Regions from separate parts of the Homo sapiens genome. Here all the other regions are linked to region 1. Evidence: chromatin loops called from intact Hi-C (ENCODE). Cell type or tissue: Calu3. All regions are shown on one strand.

Region 1 (8,000 bases):
GACAGTGGAGGGAGGGAGGGGTTAAGTGACCTGCCCAGAGTCACCTAGCTAGTAAGTGGGACTCCCGCTTCAGTGCTTTTGAAGCTGCCACCCAGTGCTTCTACTTTTTCGCTCCAGGAAGCCCACCCGAGTCCTCCAGGAGCTGGACCTCGGGGCCCTCCGGTCCATCGAGAGCTCCCCCGAGATGAAGCCTCCCAGGTACAGGAAACTTCCCGCACAGCCCCTGGATAGGCCGCGGTGGAGCTCAGTCCTGGTCTCTTGGAAGTTGAAGTTTCTTTATGTTTCACCATGCATACTTATTTCTCGGTGACAAGCTTCCTGTGTCTCTCTTACGAGAATGCTGACCAGGCTTGTCTGGGGCTCACCGTGAGCACCCGATGCGGCTGGCAGGTGGAGGACGTTTGTGTGTGGATCATGTGTTTGGGCCCCTTCACAACAACTCGTACCTTTTACTGCCAGCTGCTGCCAGGGGCTGTAGGCATCCCACTGCCGCTTACAGAGATCCAAGTGTTTGTTTCCCAGTAAGCCATGGAGTTTAGAGTTGAGCAAAGGCCTGCCTGGCACACGACTGCCACTGGGTCGGCCGAGCCCTGGGTCTGCAGCTCCCTTTAGGAGCTGGAGGAAGGGCCACCAAAGCCATGGGTGGCGTTTCTTGAGCTGCATCTCAGGGTGGGGCAGCACACCCCAGGCCCTGTGCCCTAGGGGCCTAGATGGGGTAAGCACAGATTTTCTCTACCGCTGGAAACTTAGGGAGGAGGGCTTTGCAAACAGCGACTGAATGGAGCCAAAGGGGATTCAGGCATCATGGGATAAGCAAAGTGAGTATTCAGTCTCCAAATCTGAGACCTCAAAGTTCTTGAATTTCCTGACTGCCTCAGTCTCCCAGCCTATGCTTCCTGAGTCCTGTTAGCACCTGGGGCTGTTGACATGCAATTCTTTGGTCATGTGTCTTAGTCAGTTCTAGCTGTTATAACAAAACACCACAGACTGGGTGGCTTATAAACCACAGACACTTCCATCTCACAGTTCTGGAGGCTGGGAGTCCAAGACAAGGTGCCAGCAGATTCAGTGCCTGGTGGGGCCCCTTTTCCTGGTTCATGAGATGGTGGCTTCTTCCTGTGTCCTCACATGCGGAGGGGGCAAGCTGGCACTATGGGACCTCTTTTATAAGGGCACTCATTCCATTAGTGAGGGCTCTGTCCTTGCAGCCTAATCACCTCCCAGAGGCCCCACCTCCTCATACCGTCACCCTGGCAATTAGGTTTCCATGTGTGAATTTTGGAGGGACACATACTCAGATTGTAGCATCATGTTCACCTTATTTTCTGTGGGTGCTGTCTCCTGGACTTAGGCTGAGTCCTGCACAAAGAGAGCTTCCATGTGGGGCTCCTGACCCCCTCCCACTGTGTCCCCTGCTGTGTAACCTCTGCATAGGAGGGACTGAAGAGTTGTCAAGAGGCCTGGTTTGGGACGGTCCTTACTGGTCATTTGAGGAGGTAAAACTTCCGTGAGGTGATTACTTTAAATAAGCTTTTAAATGTGAAATAATTTTAGATTAATAGAAGAGTTTTACAGATAGTACAGAGAGTGCCCATATCCCCTCCATCCAGCCTGACCTACTGTTAACATCGCACACAGCCACGGCAAATTAATCTCTACCATGAGATGACAGCACTATTCACGAAACCCTAGACTTTCTTCTCATGTCCCCGGTTTTCCCACTGATGACCTTTTTGTGTTCCAGGATCCAGTCTGGATGCCATGCTGCATTTACTTGTCACATCTCCTTAAGTCTCCAGTGTGTGACAGTCTCTCGGTCGTTCCTCATGTTTCATGACCTTGACACGTGAGGAGTCGGGTATTTTGTAGACGGTCCCTCCGTTTGGGTTTGTTTGATGTTGTTTCGCAGTTAAAATGAGGTTATGGATTTGGGGATGGAACACCGTGGAGGTAAAGTGCCCTTCTTGTCACATCGTATCAGGGGCCACATGTTACCAACACAACTTAATAATGGTGATGTGAACCTTGATCACTTGGCTAAGGTGGTGTCTGCTTGGTTTCTCCATTGGTAAGCTACTGTTTTTCCCTTTCTCTACTCTGTGTTAGATTTGAGTCTGTTAAGTCCAGCCCAAACTCAAGGGCAGGGGATGGGGTGGGGAGATTAATCTCCAACTCTTGGAGGATGGAGTAGCAAAGAATTTGTGAACATAGGTTGCCAAAACCACCACCGTCATTGACCCATGTTTTCGGAGAGATGCTTTGACCCTATACAGATACCCTGTTTCCAGTGAAGTTGCTTTTCAAATGGCTTTGTTCAGTTTTGAACATGATGCAGGCTGTCTCCCTCTTCCCAGGTTCTGACATGAGGTTTGTGAATTTGATTAATAAAATGCATAGGGAGAAGCCGATTTCTTTGCCTATTTATGATGCTGCATCAGAGTTCTGCTGGCCGTTGCATTTTAATATTGGGAAATCTGAAGGCTGTGTCTCTTGGGGGTGACACATGGGAGCTTGAAGCAGAAGAGCTGGATGGGCCCCAATGTCAGGAGAATAGTGGTGCTTACTTATTGCATATGGGACTCACTTGTTTGCTTGCGAAGGTAAGGTAACAACTTAGAGGAAGTGTTAAGATAACGTCAGTAGCAGACGATATTTTTAGATGCTATTTTCTCTACCCATGTCTATGAACTCTCAATTGCCCTGTGTGAATTTAAGGGGAAAAAATATGGTTTTAAGTAGCTCTGGCCCTAACTGACCCTGTGGCAAATTCAGTTGGCTCTGTTGAAGGATTGTTAGGCTGGTGGTGTGTTTACGTGTTCCAAAATTCTCAGTCAACTGCTTGGTGAGTTATCTGTGGAAAATTCTATATAGAAGATGCTGTTCTTAGCATTCTGACCAACTCTGTTATTGATCTATGACTGCTACTCATTTTAGCAGAATAGTGGGGAGGTCAATCTCCTACAGGAAAATAAATACGTAATGGTTTTTTAAGTAAATATAAATTGGGATTATCTGTTTTTGAGCATCTTTTCCAATTCCTGGTGACACATAACTGAGGTGTGAAAGCATGCAGTATACCCCCACCTGGTGGCAGCACACCTGACTATTTGTACTTGGAACAAGGCTGATCTGTAAGGCAAGTGGGTTGCAGATGATCTGCTCCAGCAGGAGGTGAACTGTTGAAATCTGGAACTTTCTCTTGCAGGACGATTTCCTGTTCAGTGTCTCCATTTTAAGTGGGATTCTTTGCAGCATCCTGGCCGTGTTGAAGTTCATGCTGGGGAAGGTTCTGACCAGTAGAGCACTCATAACAGATGGTGAGTAAGGCCAGGGTGCCTAATCTCTGGGGGCTGGGCTCACAGTGGAGGAAGATGCTGTTTGGGTCTCTTTTAGTTGTTTCCCTTGCTGGAGAACTCAATAATTTGGAATCCATTTCTCACTCTCCTACCCGCCTCAAGTTGTTTAATGATTCTCAGAGCTCCCATATCAGGGCAGATATCCTGTGCCCTGGGAATTCAATAAACTCTTCATAAATCACCTCCACTCTGACCTCCTAGCAGGGAGGCTTGGGGCTCCCCAGCCTCTTAATCATGAAGCACAAAGGGCTTCCTGGAGTCTTGGGTTTTATGTGCATTGCTCCCCATAAAAAGTAAATGCCTTTTCTGGATTCTATAAATGTTTCCTTTGTGAATTCTCCATGCTTGTTTTTCCTTCCAGCTAGTGGGACACTCACCTGGGAGTTCAGGTTGCAGTTACCAGGTGTCTGCTCTGGGGAAATGACCTGTGTGTTTTCTGCTTAGAATCTCAACCAGCTAGAAAAGTCTGTGTGTGTCCCTGTGGGACAGGAGGAACTTTCTTTATGACCTTTGGGATGACAGAGAGGGGTGTGTGAGTGCAGGAAAAGTACGTTTCAGGCCCCAGACTCGCTGATATCACTGATGTGTAGACAAGAAACTTGACAAGCAGTGCCTCCTGGACATGTTGCTTTGATTTATTCCTGGGCATGTGCGGAGCCCAGGGGTCACGTCAAAGGGCAAAAGTCTTGTGGGTTGGTGGGTTGGTGGGTGCATCTGCACAAAATAGAGCAGAAATATGTGGATTCTTTTTTAAAAAGTTTATATATATGTGTCTGTATATGTATATATGTACACACAAACATGTTTTATGTTATACACACGTGTGTGTGTATGTGTGTGTGTATATATATATATTTTTGTTTTGTTTTTGTTTTTTTTTTTTTTAAAGATGCGGACTCACCATGTTGTTGCCCAGGCTGGTCTCAAACTCCTGAGCTCAGGCAGTCCTCCCACCTCGGCCTCCCAAAGTGCTGGGATTACAGGTGTGAGCCACCGTGCCCGGGTAGATTATTTTTTTAAGAAATACTTCCTTGTCCAAAACTCTCAAGGCTCTTTTGTGTGTGAAGTGTGGAGTGCAGACATGCATGGTGACAGTGACAGTTGTGGGGCCCTTCTCACCCGCAGGACGGAGCATGGTGACATGGCATGGGCTCCTTGTCTTAGCCGATGTTGACCTGCTGGGTGCAGAGCTGAGCTTTGCACAGTGGGCAGGGACATGGGAAGCCAAAGTGACGTTTCCACCCTGGGACAGAGCTCTGGCCCAAGAATCCATCTGCAGAGGTGGTGGGACTGTCGACAGGTGGCGGGACTGTTGGCAGATGTGTCGGCAGTTCTAGGGGGTGAGGGTGGGGGTGTGGGCTGGTTGTCCTTGTTGGGGAGCCAGGAGTCCCTGTGCCCACCGCCTGCTCCCACTCCTCCTCCTGAGTCTGCAACACGGTCTCTTGGGAAGGCAAGAGGACGCCCCCAGCTTTTCACCCATGGCTACCCTCGGAAGAGCATCACCCGTGTGCATGGATGTGCGTGGGGTTCCTTTGAACAGGCCTGAAGATGTTGGGGGTTACAGGACCTGACATCCTGACTGCAAAATCCCAGACCCCAGATACTCATCAGTTGACCACTACCAGGCTGGCAGCACTGAAATTGCTTGGGGTGTTTGCTGAAAACAGATTCCTGGGCCCACCCCGAAGATTCTGACTCCAGGGGATTGAATTGGGGCCCGGGAACTGATGTTTTATGCCAGCCCCCCAAGACTATGTGGTGCACACTGAAGTTTGGTGCTGCCCCTGTGCCTGCCCCAGGGGCCAAGTACAGCATCTCCCCAGGGAAGGTGGCCCCTGCTGTGTCCAGCACTCCTGCATGCCATGTGACCAGCAGCTCAGAGTCCTTCCTAAAGTCGCCCCGACCAGCAGGGCCTGCTGTTGGTTTCTGCCCTTGTGAGATGCCACCTTGCTCCTGGGGTTGAGGAAGCCTTTAGTTCATATGAAACCAAACCTACTTAGATGGTAAAAGCAGTTTAAAATGGCGAGAGGATTGACTACCTTGACTGCCTGGGTTAAGACTGCCTCTTTCCTGTGCAGCTTTCAGCAGTGCTAAGGCCCCTCATGTGCAACAGGCAGGCAGGACCCCCTTCCTCAAGCTCCAGATGAAGCCCTGGGTTGCTGCCTCCTGCCAGGCTGGGAGAAGTCGGGATCCTGCTGCCGTCAGGTCCTGGGTTTGATGCTGTTGGAGCGTGAAGTTGCAGTAACACCGGATCAGCGGGGTTTTACACTCTGTTAGGTGCCGCACTGGCTGGGGAAACCAGCTCCAAAGCTGAGCCTCCCTTTCCAGTTTCTGCCTTATTGCTGTGAGGCATCCTGCCCTGATCCCCAAAACGTGGTTGCAACTCAGCCAAGCAACCCCTCTGCTATAAATACACAGGTCTTTCTAGCACAGCCGGATCTAAAGAACTTGCAGTTCAGCCTCCTGAGAATGACACAGCATACTGAGGCCACAGCCTGGGCTTCTGGGGTCTCCGTCACCCACTGAGACATCGTAGAATTATAGCCAGCTTGCGTCAAGTTGACCCTAATACATTGTCCTGCAAGACCCAGGTTCATCTGCATGGCCTTCCTTGTCTGGGGCAGACCTGGGATTTGGGGTAGGGAGTTCACCCACTGGGATTTTTGTAGTCTGCTGCTTTGTGGTCTGCAAAATCAAATGCCTTCCTTGGCCATGGAGCCCTTCTTTCCTTAGGGATGAGTGTAGCCAGGACACCAGGTGGGTTCTGTGCTGAGAGCCGAGGGATGAGTGGGCCCTGGCCAGGGGTTTGGGTTGGGACCTCCAGCTGCCTTAGAGGTCCCTTTACGTGGTTCTGAGGGCCACACTCTGGCCCAGCCCTGTAGGGATGCAGAGTGGAGGCCTGGCTGGCCTCGGCTTCCCTCAGCTGTGTGTGCTGCCCACCTGCCCTGCAATGTCTCCTCACCTGGAACAGGAGGGAAGGGCAGGAGCCCTTGGGGTAGGCAGTGTGGGTCTGAACAGCTTTGTGGGCTCCCAGTGGTGAGTCCATAGCAGGCAGCTCCTCGGCTGGTTCCCAGGCAGGCTGTCAAGTCCCTCTGGCTCGCAGATCTGTGGGATCTTTATCCACCTCACTGACCGCAGTTGGGGTACAGGAAACCTCATTCGCTGGACACCTGGCTGTGGATCCAGCAGTCAGAGCCCCAGCAAGAGTCCCTGGCCCCACCCTGCCCATGACCATGGGACTTGACCCCCCTCCTTGGAACACTGGCCCTGTGACTTGGTTGGTGCTGTTTCCTAACATAGATATTCCAGATACACGATCTCGGTCTAGGCTTCACTGTTCTGGCTTTCATCATGTTATGTGGTGTACAGAGGAGAACAACAATAAGGCTGCTTTTCTAATGAAACAACTTCTGACTCTGGTTTGCGCACATGAATCCATCACACACGTAAGCAGTATTTCCACCATACTTGTGAACCAGGGAGGAGGTCATTACAAAGAAAAGTGGGGAGTTTGGGTGAAAACAGTCTCATAATCAGGTGAAGAGTGGGGAAGAGCCGTCCTTCAGGCGGAGGGAGTCCGAGTGAGGAAGGGGCATGGGGGAGTCCCTTCCTTACTTGGAAGTGGGGGGACAGAGCATGGCAGGGCTTGAGGTCTAGGGTGGGATTTGGAATATTTTGCCAAATGTTGAAACAGGTAGGGTGACATGAGTGCTGTTTTCTGCAGAGCCCTCTGGTCATTGGTGGTGGGGAGCAGAGTCGAGGGAGCTGGGAGCTGAGCAGAGGGAGGCCTGGGGAGTGGAGGGGATGGCAGCTCGGATAGGGTGAAGGAGAGGGTATGGGAAGTGGTAGGGTAGGTATAGAATGGTCAGCGTGGGGATGAATCGGCTGAGTGGGTTTAATGAGAGAGAGAGACAGAGAGCAGAGGCAATGCCCCCCGCCCCCGAGCCTGTTCCCAGGGGGCCCTGTGCTCTGTGGCCCTTCGATCCCCTGCTAGGTGGGTGTGTTGCCGGCAAAACATGCAGCAGTAATTACAGCCTCCTGCTAATTGTACTATCTGGGATCTGGGCTTCTTACATTCATTGATTAGCAGAACTAGGGAGCGATCTATAATTATCTTCTCTGTTCTTTCCTCACTTTGGAAGGTGGGCGGGCAGGATGGGCTCAGGGAGCCATGGCTGTCATGAACGTTGGGGGTTCCCTGAGGCTGCCAGCCAGGCTGTGGCAGAGCCAAGCATCCCCTTTGTGGGAGAGGGCCGGCTTCCCCTGTCAACTGGGTCCCAACCCGGAGCCAGGCTGAAGTGGGCCAGGCTGATGCTGCCAGCTCACTTGTCGCTGGGGTGTCCTTACAGCTGGGAGGCAGATCTTCAGGGAAAGGGACAGCAGGGTGTGGCCGATGGAGATGATGGGGAAATTCCAGACTTCCCCACTTCACCCTGTGCGGTGCAGTGAATCTGGTCTGATCTGGTTTGTGGCTTTGGATGTGTTGTCATCATGGGTTTGTTGCTATTGGGACTGGGCTGAAGCTTGCTTTGTACTAGGGTAATGTGATTTTGTACAACAAACACACACTACAAATCAGAGGAAGAGCATGAGAGAGCACTGGGGGAGCGCTCTGGACGAGGGGCACAGCTTCAGTCCTACAGG
Region 2 (8,000 bases), 430 kb before region 1:
ACAAGAGGGCTGCAAAAGGTGCTCAAAAGTCATCTAGCCATCCCCCAGCTGCTAGACATATGTGTTGTTGTTTTCACATGGCCCTAAATAAAAGTTAAGCTTTTTCAGAGCAAGAGAAGTGATATAAATGAAGGGTCTCAGATGAGGGTACAAATCCGTACATCTTAAAATTTTCACATAAGAAATGGACTCCCCAGCTATAAACTATATCAACTCTGCTGAAAGAAGAGATTTAAGAAGTAACTTTGTGATACCCTAACTGATTTGTTTATCCAGCTTGCAAAGGACAGGTATGTAGCTGAGGATGGAAGAAATATATGGGGTTGTGTGACATCCATACCATTAATGTGTCCTTCTATATTATGACCACTTCAGGGTTCTTACACAGCCTTGAAAAGTGGGTGATTTGAGGCAGGACCTCTTACTCAGGGTTCTTCCCCAATACATACTTAGGCCATCCTCCTCTAGAGGAAGATTTCAGAAGTGACTATTGCTGCTAGGAGGAACCATGTACTTTACCTTTTAAGATAGCTTAGTACCATGTATCCTTTGAGGGAGGTACCCTTCAGAGTGTTGGATGGAGATCTGATCCTGGAGTCAAGGGATTTGGGATCGCATCCATACACTATAACCCACCAGTTATATTGCCTTTGGCAAGTCACTCAACTCCCAAGTCTTGTTTTCTTTCTCCACATCTTCATGGTAGAATGCATCTGCCTATATACAGCAGTCCCCCCTTATCTATGAAGGATACATTCCAAGACCCTCTGTGGATGCTATATAGAATCCTATATATACTGTGCACAAATTACTTTTCCTTTCTTCACAGTTACACAGATAGAAGATGCATTCTTACAAAGTAAGATCTTAGCAACCTCAACATATAATTTTTCTTTCTTTCCTTATTAAGTTGAGAACTTTCACCTTTTCACTTAAAGGAAGCACTTTACAGCTTCTCTTGGGCATATCTGAATTGCCAGCATTACTACTCTTGTGCTTTGGGGCCATTATTAAGTAAAATAAGGTGAGTTGAGCACAAGCATGGCAATATGGCGACAGTCCATCTGATCACCAAGATGATACTAAGTGACTAATGGGGAGGGAGTGGATACAGCATGGAGACCCTGGGCAAAGGGATGATTCACATCTTGGGCTGGAGAGAGCAGGACAGTGTAAGCTTACACCATGCTACTCAGAATGGCATGTAATTTAAAACTTATGAATTATTTCTGGAATTTTCCATTTAATATTTTTGGACTGTGGTTGACTGGGGTAAGAGAAACTGTAGAAGGCAAAACTGAGGATAAGGGGGGACTGCTATACCTTCCAATGTACTTATCAAATGGATTTATTTATTTTATTTTAAATTTCTTTAGTGGTATTTACCTTCGCATGGTTCAAAATTCAAAATGTCTAAAATAGATACTTCATTCCTAGTGCCTTTTTCTTCCCAGAGTTTGATCAGTTTCTTGTTTATGTTCCAGAGATATTTTATGTTTATACTCCATAAGCAAATACTTATATTCAGGCATATAAAGATTCTTTTTCACAAAAGAGGTATTGGATCTACAAATGGAAGTATACTATACAAATTGTTTTATACCTTGCTTTTTAAAATTTAATGTATCTTGGAAATTGATTTCTAATTTATTTATGGTGGCATAATTTCCATTGTGTGGATATATTATGATTTATTTAACTATTCCCCTAAAGATTGTTTTCAGTATTACAGCGTTACAATGAGTACCCTTGTACAGAATATCATTGTGAATTTGTGTTAGTATAAAGCCTTTATGCAAGATTACAGAAAAAACTTGAAAGTGATAAGCACATAAGAATAAACAATAAAAGGCATGTAATAATAATTACTATTATTCCATTAAGTTTTTAATCAGGATATGTGGGTCATCTGGTTTCTGTTTAATTTTGGTTAATAGAAAGTTTTTCATTTTCAACCTTTGTTGTTTAAAAAAAAAGATAAAAAATGCCTTTATGACAGCTTCCTACTTTAGGAAGGAAGTGGGTAAATATTTAACAATATTTAGTAGGTAATATTTAACAGTTCAAGACTTTTAGTGCCAAAAGGGACACTTTGTGTATAAAATAGTCTAAGGTTTCCCAGTTAATAACTTGTAACTAGTATACTGAAGAATGAATTTTTCTTGGCATCTGTTAATGTACTTTAAGCCTATTGAGAAGATTTGATGAACAATATCTTTAATAGTTAAGGCAGGGAGAGTTCAAGGTAACTTTTGGATTCTAGTTTAGAAGAAAGCCAAGAATTATGCAAAAGGATTACAACTAAAAGTTTTGTAAGATTTATTAAGAGTTTATATATTCTCATATTGTTATTTTTGGCCATCCCTGACTCCTGGGAGTGATGGGCAGTGAAGGTCTTAGGAAGAACTTATTTTTTTGGAGGATGGGGGTGTGGAAGGAGTGGCAAAGGAGAGGGAAACTGAAGACACTGCATCTCATTTTAAACTCATCTTGGTTTAGGAGTCTAAGGGGTAGACTAGGTAATGGTAGCATTATAGCACATATTAGTATCATTTACCTGCCTTAAAAGTCAAACGCCGGGAAAAAAAATAAAGTCTAGTTACTTAAAGGATCTGATTCCTTGGATCCTTTTAATCAAGACTTTAGTTTCATCATCTAAATAACTAGAGTTATTACAACTTTTGAGATTGGTAGATTTGTAACAGAAGTAATATAGAAAAAATTTAGACATTTTTCCTATGATCTATCTAACATGCAGGCATATTTTATTGTCATATCCTTCTATACAACTTTCTTTCTTGGGTTTATGAATTTAGTTGTACTAGGCTGACTTTCAGCTTTGTCATTTTTTTTGTCCTTTAATAGTTTAGCTATTTATGGAGATAGAGTAATAGTTTTAGGGAATTCAGTGTAATGGTTCCTCTGTTCTTTGTTTTTATATATCAAAGTGCTCTGAAACCAAACCCAATTAGAGCAGGAAAAGTCAGTAAGAAAGCCGTGAAGTAAAAGACATTATACCTTTGTTTCTTCATCAAATTCTTCCATGGACTCTATTAGTTTCCCAGGTTCCAGCTCACCTAGTGGAAAGGGGTAATCGGTTCCCAAAATGACTTTATCCTAAAAAACAAAATATATATTTCTCTGTTGTTTTGTAAAACATGAAAGAGCCTCCTGTAAACAATTGTTTACTTATTACAAACATTCCTGTCATAAAAATAACACATTTTTTCCTGATTAATAGAAACATAAAACTTGTCTAAAATTTTAAAAAGATTTAATGGTTCAAATTTTATTCTGACTTTTTTTTTCCAGCAGGTGTCACTATTAGGTCTCTTTGTTGCAAATCAACCCCATTCTCTCTCTTTTTAAATAACTGAAATATAGAATACTGAAATATAAGAAATTGATATTTATTTACTAAAATATATATATTCAGATGAAATTAAGGGATTCTGTCTTTCTTAGAATGATACATTGCAATTGATTCCACAGTTTTTCAAAACATACTATTAACAGAGTAGGAAAGGAAACATAAAAAACAAATAACTCGATAAAAAGTAAAAAAAAAAAAACAAAAACAAAAACAAAAAATAGAAAAAGAAAATCCCCTATCTCTGGATCAGTTCCTATAAACAATTCCTATAAACTGGATCATAAGTTTTTGAACAGTATAGCTTTGAATTTCCATTTGACACTTTATACAATAAAATACGTAGGCTTGTCAATCTACAAATATATTAAGCACTGTGTCAGACAATGTGCTAGAATTTAGATGTACCCTTGTCAACAAAACAGACATGGTTCCTTTTCTGAAGGAACTCATAATCAAGTGAGAAAGATATTATGTCAATAATGGCAATTTATCAAAGTAAAATAAAATAAAAATTCAAACCAGAAATTTTACTTCTCAAAATGTATTCCACTCATACACTTGTGCTGGAAAGATATACAAAGAAATAAATTGCAACATTATTTGGAACAGCAAAAGACTGGCCAATTAAATTACAGAATATCTCCAAATAGAAAAGAATAAAGAATACTTACATATGCTGAAATGGAATAATCTCCAAGTTACAGTGTAAAGAAGAATGATCTTGAAGTTATAAAGAGAAATAAAGAGTCTAGAACAATGTGTCTGCTATGCTTTGATTTCTGTTTTCAATAAGGTACCTATAGACCCACAAATATATGTTTGTATATATACAGTCTATTTCAGGAATGGTATCTAAGAAACAAATAACATTAATTTCCTCCATGGAGTAGGACTAGGGCTTGGGGGTCAGAATATCCCCTTTTCTTTTTTTTTTGAGATATAATTCACATACCATAAAATTCACCCCCTTTAAAGTGTATAATTCAATGGGTTTTAGTATATTCATAAGTTTGTGTAATCATTTCCACTAATTATAGAATGTTTAAAAAAATTTTTTTCATCTTATATAACCACAGATTTTTGTCACCTCCAAAATAAACCCTGTACCCATTAGCAGTGACTCCCCATTCTTTTCTCCCTCCAGCCCTTGGAAAACACTAGTTTACCCTCTGTGTCTCCAGAATTGCCTGGTTGGTACATTTCACATAAATGGAATCACATAATATGTAGCCTTCTTTCATTTAGTTTAATGTTTTCAAGGTTCACCCATGTTATTGCTTGAATCAATACGTACCTAAGAGTGGAAGTGCTGGCGCATATGGTGAGTCCATGTTTAACATTTTGAGAAACTATTTTCTACCATGGCTGCAGCTTTCTACATTCCCACCAGCATGTATGAGGGTTCCAGTTTCTCCAGATCCTCGCCAACATTGGTTATTCATCTTTTTGATTATGGCCATCTCAGTAGGTATGAGGTGGTATCTCACTGTAGTTTTTATTTGTATTTCTCTAATAAGTAATTATGTTGAACATCTTTTCATGTGCTTATTGGCTATTTGTATCTCTTCCTTGGAGAAATGTCTACTAAGATCCCTTGTGTACATTCATGTCCATTTTGTTATCTTTTTATCATTGAGCTATAAGAGATCTTTGTGTGTTCTGAATACTAGAGCCTTATAGATACATGATTTGCAAATATTTTCTCCATTCGGTGAGTTGTCTTTTTTACTTCCTTGGTATTGTCTTTTGAAGCACAAAAGTTTTAAATTTTGATGAAGTCTTCTTCATCTATTATTTTCTTTGGATGCTTGTACTTTTGGTGCCATAGCAAAGAAACTATTGCCTAACCCAAAGTCACAAAGATTTACACCTATGGTTTCTTCTAAGAGTTTGTGGTTTTAGTTCTTCAATTTAAGTCTTTGATCCATTTTGAGTTAATTTGCATGGTGTAAAGAAGGAGTCCAACTTTATTTATTTTTTTTACATGTGGATATCTACTCTTATCTCACTATCATATGTTGAAAAGACTATTCTTTATCACACTGAATTGTATTGGCACCCTTGTTGAAAGTCAGTTGATCTTTATGTCTGTCTTTAGGCTAGTCCCATAGAGTCTTGATTACTGTAGTTGTGTAGAAAGTTTTGAAGTTGGGAATGTGACTGTGCCAATTTTGTTTTTTCTAGATTGTTTGGCTATTCTGGATCCCTTGCATTTTCTTTTTTGAGACGGAGTTTCACTCTTGTCACCCAGGCTGAAGTGTAATGGTGCGATCCTGGCTAACTGCAACCTCTGCCTCCCGGATTCAGGCAATTCTCCTGCCTCAGCCTCCCAAGTAGCTGAAATTACAGGCACACGCCATCACACCCAGCTAATTTTTGTATTTTTAGTAGAGACAGGGTTTTGCCATGTTGGCCAGGCTGGTCTCAAACTCCTGATCTCAGGTGATCCACCCACCTTGGCCTCCCAAAGTGCTGGGATTACAGGTGTGAGCCACTGCACCTGGCCCCCTTGCGTTTTCATATGAATTTTTGGATCAGCTTATCAATTTTTGCCAAAAAAAAAAGACATCTGGAATTTTGATAGCAATTGCATTGGATCTGTAGATCAATTTGGGGGGTATTGCCAGTTAGCAACATTAAGTTTTTGAATCAATGAACATGGAATGTCTTTTCATTTAGGTCTTCTTTAATTTTCTTCAACAATGTTTTGTAACATATATATATATTATATATGTTATATATATATTATATATATAACATATATATATTTTTTTTCTTTTTTGAGATGCAGTCTCACTCTGTTGCCCAGGCTGGAGTGCAGTGGCACAGTCTCAGCTCACTGCAACCTCCACCTCCTGGTAAGCTATTCTCCTACCTTAGCCTCCCTAGTAGCTGGGATTACAGGTGCATGCCACCACACTCGGCTAATTTTTTTGTATTTTTAGTAGGGATGTGGTTTCACTGTGTTAGCCAGGATGGTCTTGATCTCCTGACCTTATGATCCACCCGCCTTGGCCTGCCAAAGTGCTTGGATTACAGCAGGGTATATATTTTGTGCCTTTTTTGGCTATATTTTTCACAAATGTTTTTCTTGCTGATGCTATTATAAATGGAATTGTGTCCTCAATTTCATTTATGGATTATTCATTGCTAACAAATAGAAATACAATTAATTTTTTATTTATCTTGTACTCTCTAAGCTTGCTGAATCTATTAGCCCTAATAGTTTCTTTGTGGATTCTTTAGGATTTTCTAGATACAAAGCCGTCTCAATTGCAAGTAGAGAAAATTTTTTTCCTTCTCTTCCAATCTAGATGCTTTTTCTTTGTTTTTCTTGCCTAATTGCCTTGACTAGAGCCTCCAGTACAATGTTGAATAGAAGTGATGAGAATAGAGCCTTTCAGTCTTTCACTATTAAGTGTGATGTTAGTTGTGGGTTTTTCATGATGCTTTTTATTAGGTTGAGGATGTTCCCTTCCACTCCTTGTTTATTGAGCTCTTTTATATTTTTTGAAGCATTGGTGAAGAATTTGTTTTAATTCTTTTTTACATTTTTCATAGAATTCACCAGCGAAGACATCTGGTCATCAGCTTTTCTTTGTGGGAAGATTGAAAATTATTAATTCAGTATCTTAATATAGACCTGTTTGAACTTTCTATTTCTTCTTCAGCCAGTTTTGTTAGTCTTTCTAGGAATTTCATAAATCATTTAGGTTATTTCATTTGTTGTCATATAGTTGCTCAAATTTTTACTTATAATTCTTTTTATTTCTGTAAGTTCTGTAGTACTGCCGTCCTATTTCATTTGTGATTTTAGTATTAGTAATTTGAATCTTTTTTCTTTATTTTTGTTGGTCAGTCTAGCTAAAGGTTTGCCGATTTTGTTGATTTTTTCAAAGAACCAAATTTTGGTTTCACTGATTTTCCCTATTGTTTTTCTATAATCTATTTCTTTTATATCTGCTCTAATATTTATATATATTTTTCTGCTTGCTTGGGATTTAGTTTACTCTGCATTTTCTAGCTCTCAAGGCCAAGTCCTAGGCCACCGAATTAAGGTCTTTCTTCTTTTTTAATATAGGCATTTACAGCTATAAATTTTTCACTAAGTACTACTTCTAGCTGCATCCATAAGTTTTAGAATGTTGTGTTTTTGTATTCTATTCATGTCTAATGTTTTCTAATTTTCCTTGTGACTTCTTCTGTCTAGTGTCCTTCCATTTTAGCCTAAAGAACTCCCTTTGGCATTTCTTGTATGGCAGGTCTACTAATGATGAATTAGCTCAGTTTGTTTCATCTAGAAATGTCTTAATTTCTCCTTCATTCTTAAAGGATAGTTTTGCTTGAAATAGAGTTCTCACATTACAGGGTTACAGTATTTTTTCTTCTTTCTTTTAGTACTTTAAATTTGTCTTCCACTGCCTTCTGGCCTCCGTGGTTTATGAGGAGGGCTAAGGATAGAATCATAGGAATCATCAACATGGTGGGTGGAGTGATTGCAGAAATGGAGGACAGGGGGAAAATGCCTACAAAAGAGGCAGAGAGAGACAGGGAGGTGGAAAGAGAACTAGAAAGAAGTACTATCTAAAAAAATATGTAGCCAGCACAGTGGTTCAAACCTGTAATC
Region 3 (8,000 bases), 310 kb before region 1:
TACACCTAACTGTCCTAGGGAGGGGGATCTTTTTTTGAAATAAACACTTTTTTCCTTAGGCAATAGATATATGTTACATGTGCACTCTAGAAAATTAGAAAATATAGGAAAACAGAGAATAAAAATCACCCATAACTCCACCACTTGGGGAACCACTAATGCAGCATTTTTCTTCTAACCAGTTTTTGTAATTGTCAAGAGTATGTAGCATGAGCAATTTTGAATCATTTTTTTTACTTCATATTATATCATGAGCGTTTCCAACATCACTATAAATCCTCTGAAAATATTGCTTTTAATGATGACACAATACTCAACCATTTTCATCTTCTAAAATGGACTTAATGTTGCTGTTTTGAGCATTTAAGCTGTTTGGGATTTCCAGTATAATGAATAACAGTGTAGTGAATATTTTTGTGCAAAGCCTTTGCTGAATTTTGGATTATTTCCTTAAGGTAGATAACCAAAGATGAAATAAGTGGTTTAGAGGTGTGGCTAATTTCAAGGTCTATGAAACTTCTTGAAAAATTATTTTCCATTAGGTTTGTACTAGTTTTCTCTCCTACTAGCAATATGATGGGCTGGGAAATCTGCGTGTAGTAATCTTAGTGGCTCTCAAAGATATTTAACTGTAACTCACCCTAAAAAACACATTTTGTATCTTAACCAAACACACCCCCACACACTCATAAATGAACTGAAACAAAGCTTTCTCTTTGAACACATAATGCATTCCTCTGATGTTGTGTTTTCTTTTATCTCCTATTCTATTTTTTTAAATGCTAGCTTTAATTCATAAGTTGATTTCAAGGCCTATGAATAGGTCATGACCCAGTTTGAAAAAACACTGGTAAGATCCTGGGAGAGGACACAGTTGAGTGTAATTCACACATGCACCTAGGAGGATCACAGGAACTACCCCTTTTAAACATATCTCAAGACCCAAATTTCCTGCCACTTCAAGAAACATGCTCGTTTGATGAAATGATCATAGCACTAGATTAAAACAACATCTGCATTGAACAGCTGACCACCTTTTAAAATCTGAATTTAGCCCTGCCTCAAAGCCTAAATGTCATTCCCATTAGTTCTACATTTTTGGATGTTTGTTAATTCAAGAAATTCTCACAGGCACACATCTTGTGATTTCTATGCATTTAATAATGGAAGATGAAGTGGCAACGATGCAGAATTTTGAATTCTGTGAGATTTTGATGTAACTTCCACCTTTGGTCTTATCAACACTTTTGTGTGTCTGTGAGTTCTTCTACCTAGGCTTTAAAAAAGATTTAGACTTTCCAGCTAACATCTGGGAAAGGCAAATGAACAGCAGTGGGTTTTCAAAAATAGAGAAAAGGACATAGAAGAAAGAAAACAGGCTGGGCGCAGTGGCTAACACCTGTAATCCCAGCACTTTGGGAGGCCGAGGTGGGCAGATCACCTGAGGTCAAGAGTTTGAGACCAGCCTGGCCAACATGGTGAAACCCTGTCTCTACCAAAAAGTACAAACATTAGCCAGTGTGGTGGTGCAAACCTGTAGTTCTAACTACTAGGGAGGCTGGTGGAAGAATCACTTGAACCCAGGAGGCAGAGGTTGTAGTGAGCCAAGATCAAGATTGTGCCCCTGCATTCCAGCCTGGGTGACAGAGTGAGACCCTGTTCCAGAAATAAAAAAATTAGAAAAGAAACCATCTCTATTTTTAGATAGATGTCAGATTAATTTTCCGGATTCAGTGTAAGAGAAATCCCTTCTTCTGTTTAACACATGAAAATTTATTTTAAATCTAAATATATTAAATACAAACATAAGAAAATATATTAAATACATATCATAGGCCACCCAGCTCTAAATTTTATGAGAGAGCTGAGGGACAAACATTTCATGAAACATCATATTTTTGATTGGTATTCTTTTTTCTTTTTCTTTTTTTCACCTGGTAAATAGAGAATACTAGAAGAAAGACAACAATGTGAAACAGTTAGACATAAAAGATTATAAAAAAGTGCCTCAAAAATTAGATCACCTTTTATTTATGATACACTTTTCCTGCAGAGAATTCAAAGCACTTCACAGACATCTTCCTTATTCATTTCCACAGTCCTTTAGTGTAAGAAACAGGCAAAAGAAACTTATATCCATAGTACAGAGGTTTAGGAGAAAAGAAGTTTTGCAGCCCAAGGACCTGCCCAGATTCCAAAAGAAGATTGGACAAAAATAATTTTACACTTAAAAATTCTAAATGGTTATCTCACACGTGCCCTGTGCCTTCAACCACAGGGGACCCTCCGGAGTTTGAGGTTCTGAGAGCAGTGTTCATTCATTAAACACAGCACCAACTGTGTGGCCAGGCGCTATTTCAAGTGCTTTTCAAATATCAACTTATTTCACGTTCATGACAACCCTAGGAAGTGGGTACTATTATTTCCATTTTACTGACGAGGAGACTGAGGCACTGAGAAAAATGACTTGCTCAAGATCACGGCTAGTCAGTGGTGGGACTGAGACAAGAGAATAGGGTCTGGAGGCAGGGAAACTAAGGCCAATTCACGCTGACTTCCTAGAACTAAATCAAGAGGAAAATCCCAACTTTCCATGCCTAAGTAGCAAAAGGACCAGAGGCTACTCCCTTTGCAACCCCTACCACCCCACTTTTCTGCAGGCATATGGAAAATGGAAAGTACCTCTGATTGGTCACAACCAATCAGACTGATTGTGAGCCACTACTTCATTTGCATGGGGTAAACATCAAGTAGCCAATGGGAAACCTCTGGTGGGTATTTGGACCCCAGAAGATTCTATAACCGGCTCTTGAGCGTTTGAGGCCCTATGCTCGGGACCTGCTCTTACCCTGTGGAGTGTAATTTTGTTTTCAATAAATTTCTGCTTTTTTGCTTAATTCTTTCCTTGCTTTGTTTGTGCATTGTGAACAATTCTTTGTTCAGAATGCCAAGAACCTGGACACCATCCACTGGTAACAGAACTAGGGTCCGAAGACTCCAAGTCTGGTCCCTTGGGCTCAGTGATTATACTCTGTAATGATTATACTCTGTAAATGAATGCTCACCCTTTTCATTGGAAAGCCACCCTTCACTGGGATTTTTTGTTGTCTGCTACATCGGGCCATATTTTTTGACATGTTCGTTTCTGTCAGAGAAGGAATCCAAAAGCCTGTGTGTGTGTCTGTGTGTGTATATGAATACACGCATATATACTCACATACATATATGAAGCAGGATAGAAGTTTACACACTACAACTCACACACACACAAAGCCTGTAATTTTGTATTTACTCAGTGAGCCCGTCTTGCCCGTGTTGAGGAAAACACTTAAAATTTTATATTAAATTTAACTCAGTCTCCCAGTTTAAATCTGTGAATTGTGGGTAAATAGTGGATTTTTACCCTATTTACATTCTTTCTCAAGACTGTATCTTCCCCTCTCCTTGGGCACCTGGGTATAGGTGGCAGGTGGTGGGGCGGGGCGGGGTGGTGCCCTCTATGGGTTGCCCCTGCTGACCACTAGATGGCCCTTGTCCTACAGGGCCATCTCTAACCATGATGTTGAGGACAAATAGGTCCTGGCTGGAATTTTGGATGTCACCACAAAATATGAAGGTCCCTGCTACATCCTTCAGTCATAAGATCTTACGCTGTGGGGCCTCCTCTTTTTGGTGCCCAGGCTTTCTCTGGTCCACCAATTTTCTTAGTATTTCCACATCCCCTCCTGGAGCCCTGCATGCACCATGTAGACTGTGGTCCACTGGGACCACTAACTCCACTTGAATGAAGCTGCTCCACCACTTCCCTACAGCATCATTGCCTAGTGTGGGACTTCCTTTCCTCCAGCTTCCTCATGCATAGAACCCCCAGTGTTCTCAGGTTTCTTCAAACGTAAGAGTGGGCTCATTACACGTCTTCTGGAAGTTTCCACCCCCCAGGACAAGCCAAGGCATTTGCATTTGATCTTTTGCCCCCTTTCCTCTTCCCTTTTCAAATGTTCCCCCTTTATCCAAGTTCTTTCCTTCTCTATGATCGAAGCTTTTTTTCTTTTTATTTAAACAGAAGGTTTCAGAATTTAGAAAACACCCTTGTCATTCAACAAAGCCCAGCTTTCAAGATTATTGTCTTCACCATGGAATTCAAATATACTTGAAACTTAAAGCTGAGCTATGATTTCTTTGATCTCAGTGGTGTCTGCCTTCTCTCTGAAGCAAAGAAGGCCGCTGCTTCAACAGGTGGGAAGTTGCTCAGCAACATGATTTACTGGTAATGATAAATAGCATTCCTTGATTCAAGTACCAGTACTAGAGAACAATGAGCCTTCAACTTAAAAGTCTTAATTATATCGGCCGGGTGCAGTGGCTTATACCTGTAATCCCAGCACTCTGGGAGGCCGAGGCAGGTGGATCAAGAGGTCAGGAGTTTGAGACCAGCCTGGCCAATATGGTGAAACCTCATCTCTACCAAAAGATACAAAAGTTAGCCAGGCGTGGTGGCGTGTACCTGTAGTCCCAGCTACTCAGGAGGCTGAGGGAGGAGAATTGCTTGAACCCGGAAGGTGGAGGTTGTGGTGAGCAGAGATCGCGCCACCGCACTCCAGCCTGGGGGTGACAGAGTGAGACTCCGTCTCAAAAAAAAAAAACACCTTAATTATAGACTACTTATGGGAGTAGAATAATATTAGGGGTAAATATAAGTGAATGGGGTCTTTTTAAAAATCGCACAGTAGACCGCTGCCATGGCCTTGCCTCCCATCTTTCTTTTCTACTGCAGTCTGTCCTCGATGCCCTTTAACAAAATATTTTTGTAATAAGTTCCTTCTGTGTTTAAAATCTTTTGAATTCCTATCACCTTCAGTATTAAGTTCAATATTCTCTGTGATCTGGGCACTGCGTGGAGCTTCAGCTTTCTCTGATGCTACCCCAACCACTCTATCCTGCACCCTCCCCACCCAGTGCATCCTATGCCCCACCTGCCAAAGAGCTTAATTCCCTGCAGACTCCCCGGGGACCCCACAGTCACAACAGCAATCCCTCACACATGCTGCCATCCCACTTGAATGCCTTTCATTCTGCTCCTCCACCCTGGCCACTTGGCTAATCCTGCAAGACTCAGATCAAGTGATCACACCCTGGAAGATCGCCCCTCAAGCCTTGATGTATTGTGATGTGTCTGATCCAAGCAGCCTGATGACCCTTTATCCTAGTATTTAGCAAGCTGTGTTTTAATTGTCTATCTCTAAAGTATTTTGTGCAGTCCACATATCTTAAATACCATTATTTCACCAACGAGAATGCATATCTAACCATGAATCACATTAATCAACAAGTCGCCAATTTCATCATTCAACAGCAATTTCTGACATTTACTGTCCTAATTGGCAAAGCATTGATGGAAATGCGATCAGAAGCATGTGTTGTGGCCTTTCTGATGTAAAGCCAACTGATCACCCCTAGAACACATATGTTTGATTAAGACAACTGACATGCTCAGAGATGACATTTGAACCATCTAGCACATATGTCTAGCACACCTGGTCTATGATGAAATGTTTAAAGCAATTTATAGACATAGGGACATGCTCTTCGAGATGTCAAGAACATCTGTTCCGAAAGCTCTCTCCTGCTGTTGCCAAAGTCCCTACTTCCGGAATGGACTTCTAGAACAGCTTTGGGCTAAATATGAACATAGGTCTTCTTGACCTCTGTGACACACTTCGTTACCTGGCCTTGAAGCAATATTGCAATAAAGTGACCACCAGCCCTTATCGTACCTTTGTGCAGATTAGAAAAATGCCCCTTCCTCCAGGTGGATGCAGCCAGTGCCAGGCATTTCAATTAGCAGGGAACGAGCTGGATTTGCATGCCTACTCGCCCCCTTGGCCAGGTGGCTTTGTGTGGAGTGGAGAAAAGTCCCTGGCTGTCCATGTATAGATTCCCATAAAAACCCTCAGAAAAAGAACTCCTTTAACTTTTTCCTTCAGCTCCTTGTCTTTTGCAAGCAATCCTCCAAGTGCATCCTCCCCTTCACAGCACACACGTACATACACCCTAGTGAAATGTGAAAAGGCAACCACTCATCCCCACAGGAACAAACAATCATCCAGGCAAATGCTAGTCTCAGTTCGTAGACAGCCAAGAAAGATTGTGCTTCCTCTCTCTTGCTGTGCCCCTCATTTCCCCTGCTCCCTTGAAAAACAAAGTAGAAGCTTCAGAGAAAAACAATCTAGTCTTGTGACTATGTATATAATTAAAATACAGCATTAAAAATCGACTTCAAGTCGATGGGACCATGTATCACTTAGGATGCTTTTGGTGGGAACGAACAGAAAACCCATCTCAAAATGGCTACAACTATAGGGGAATGTATTATGTCACTGTATAGGAGAATGTATTATTTCACTCTATAGGGGAATGTATTGTCTCACTCAGCAAGAAGTCCTGAGGTAGAGCAGCTGCAGGGCCAATTAGTCCAGCAGCTCAAACAACATTCTCTAAAGCCCAGGTTCTTTTCACCTTTTCCCTTTGTTATCTTCACATATCAGCTTAGCTCACTCTCAGTTACGAAGTGGTTGCCCTTGTTCCTGGCTTCACATACAGACATGGGCGTGTCCAGCAGAATAATAGGAGCTTTTTGTTTAATGTGCTTTTTGGTTCCCCACTCCCCAGGGAACTAAAGATTTCCCTTCTAGTTCTTAGCCAGAACTCTGTTCCATGCCCACACCCAAATGAATCACCTCCAGGGAAATGGGATTGCCAGGCCTGGTTTAGGCACTGCCACCATTCACCCCTGGAGCTGGGATGAGGAAGGAGGGTTTTTGTCGGGGTGCTCAAGGAAGTGAGTCAAGTTCAGGGCGGCTGGAGGGAGCATACATCCCTCTGGATGCCCTGGCCTGTCATGCTGTGGTGAGGAGTTGGCCTTTATCCTGCCTGTCACATGGAGGCATTTAGTATCTGTTTGTAGAAATAATCTTGAAACTACAATCTTTAAGTAAAAATTGTCTTCCATTCACACACTGCTCTCCGCTGTGTCTCTTCTGAAGAAGCCTAAGTGGAAAAGGATAAGATCACTTATCTTGTGCTTTCGCGTTTCCTGTGGGGAGGACTCCCCCTTCGAAGTGTCAGGAGATTATCTGATGAAGCTGTTTATAAAAGCAGGGCTCAGGCACTCCTCTGGGACCCACATGCACGTTCTTCCACAGGCCACACCTGGGCCCAGCAATGGTTCTAATCCAAGAGGGCCTCATCGCATGGGGCTGGGACATCTGTGCCATCCCCAGGCCCCAGCAGGCCTTCCTCCTCATTAAATGTTTCTGTTGAGGCAGTTTTGGGAAGCATCTACCTTTTTCCCCAAAGAGAGTTACTCACATTTTCCCGAATTAAACTTCTCACCCCAGGTAATTTTTATTTTGAACCCTCTTTAGGCCCTGAATTGTGACTTTTAGTCTCTGAACTTCATATCAGGTTCTATTTTAGTAAGCACTGCAAATGTCAAGGTAATGACATGTGATTCCTTTTTGGGAACACTGTGGAAGATGCTAATGGAGAAGTGTGTCACCAGATGACCTCCTGAGGTCCCCAGAAGAAACATATATAGAGAGGGAATCCACTTCCACCGGACTGGCCTCTGTGAATAGGGAAGGGAAGTCATGTTTGCTGTGACTGTACTCTAGGCCAGGGGCTTTGCAGCCATTTAGTCTGCCTAAGAGACCTGACGTGGGCATTACCATTTCCATTGTTCAGACATGGAAACTGAGTCTGAAAGAAGTTAAAGAACTTGCTCAAGGGGGAATTTGAGCCCAAATGTGCTGCCTCTAAAATCCGTGCTTTTATCAATGCATCATGCTGGGCTCTGGCAGGAGTGAGTAAGGCTGAGTGTGCTGAATTCATTGTGATAAGAGGCGCTGACCTCCATGGAAAGGAAAACCCTGAGCCTGGGGCCCCTGGGGTCATGTCACACTTTCACTTTGTCCTGGCCAGAGCATGTGGGATGATGAGGC

Evidence for each region. Hi-C counts contacts between places; a loop is a spot of excess contacts. Peaks named below come from ENCODE experiments on the same cell type or tissue, not always from the same donor. Only the 100,000 strongest peaks of a DNase experiment are listed, where the experiment ranks them.
Region 2: it touches region 1 in a loop (10-fold over the local background); 79 of 110 quality-filtered maps call a loop at or near these places.
Region 3: it touches region 1 in a loop (4-fold over the local background); 20 of 110 quality-filtered maps call a loop at or near these places.

What each region holds. Positions count from the first base shown.
Region 1 is chr2:134,461,431-134,469,430 of GRCh38, reverse strand. TMEM163 (transmembrane protein 163) reads left to right here. Exons shown (of 8, transcript NM_030923.5): 6 at 3,206-3,317. Among named protein-coding and RNA genes, the nearest start is that of MGAT5, 210 kb to the right of the region's middle. RefSeq lists a silencer at 2,919-3,213. In Calu3, no CTCF peak of the experiment used is centred here; a DNase peak (open chromatin) is centred at 3,090.
Region 2 is chr2:134,893,458-134,901,457 of GRCh38, reverse strand. ACMSD (aminocarboxymuconate semialdehyde decarboxylase) reads right to left here. Exons shown (of 10, transcript NM_138326.3): 9 at 3,019-3,117. The region is part of intron 1 of CCNT2-AS1 (CCNT2 antisense RNA 1); the gene reads left to right. Among named protein-coding and RNA genes, the nearest start is that of CCNT2-AS1, 21 kb to the left of the region's middle. In Calu3, CTCF peaks have their summits at 3,069 and 3,271 (motif pointing right); no DNase peak of the experiment used is centred here.
Region 3 is chr2:134,774,083-134,782,082 of GRCh38, reverse strand. No RefSeq gene overlaps it. Among named protein-coding and RNA genes, the nearest start is that of TMEM163, 59 kb to the right of the region's middle. In Calu3, a CTCF peak has its summit at 3,564 (motif pointing right); a DNase peak (open chromatin) is centred at 6,782.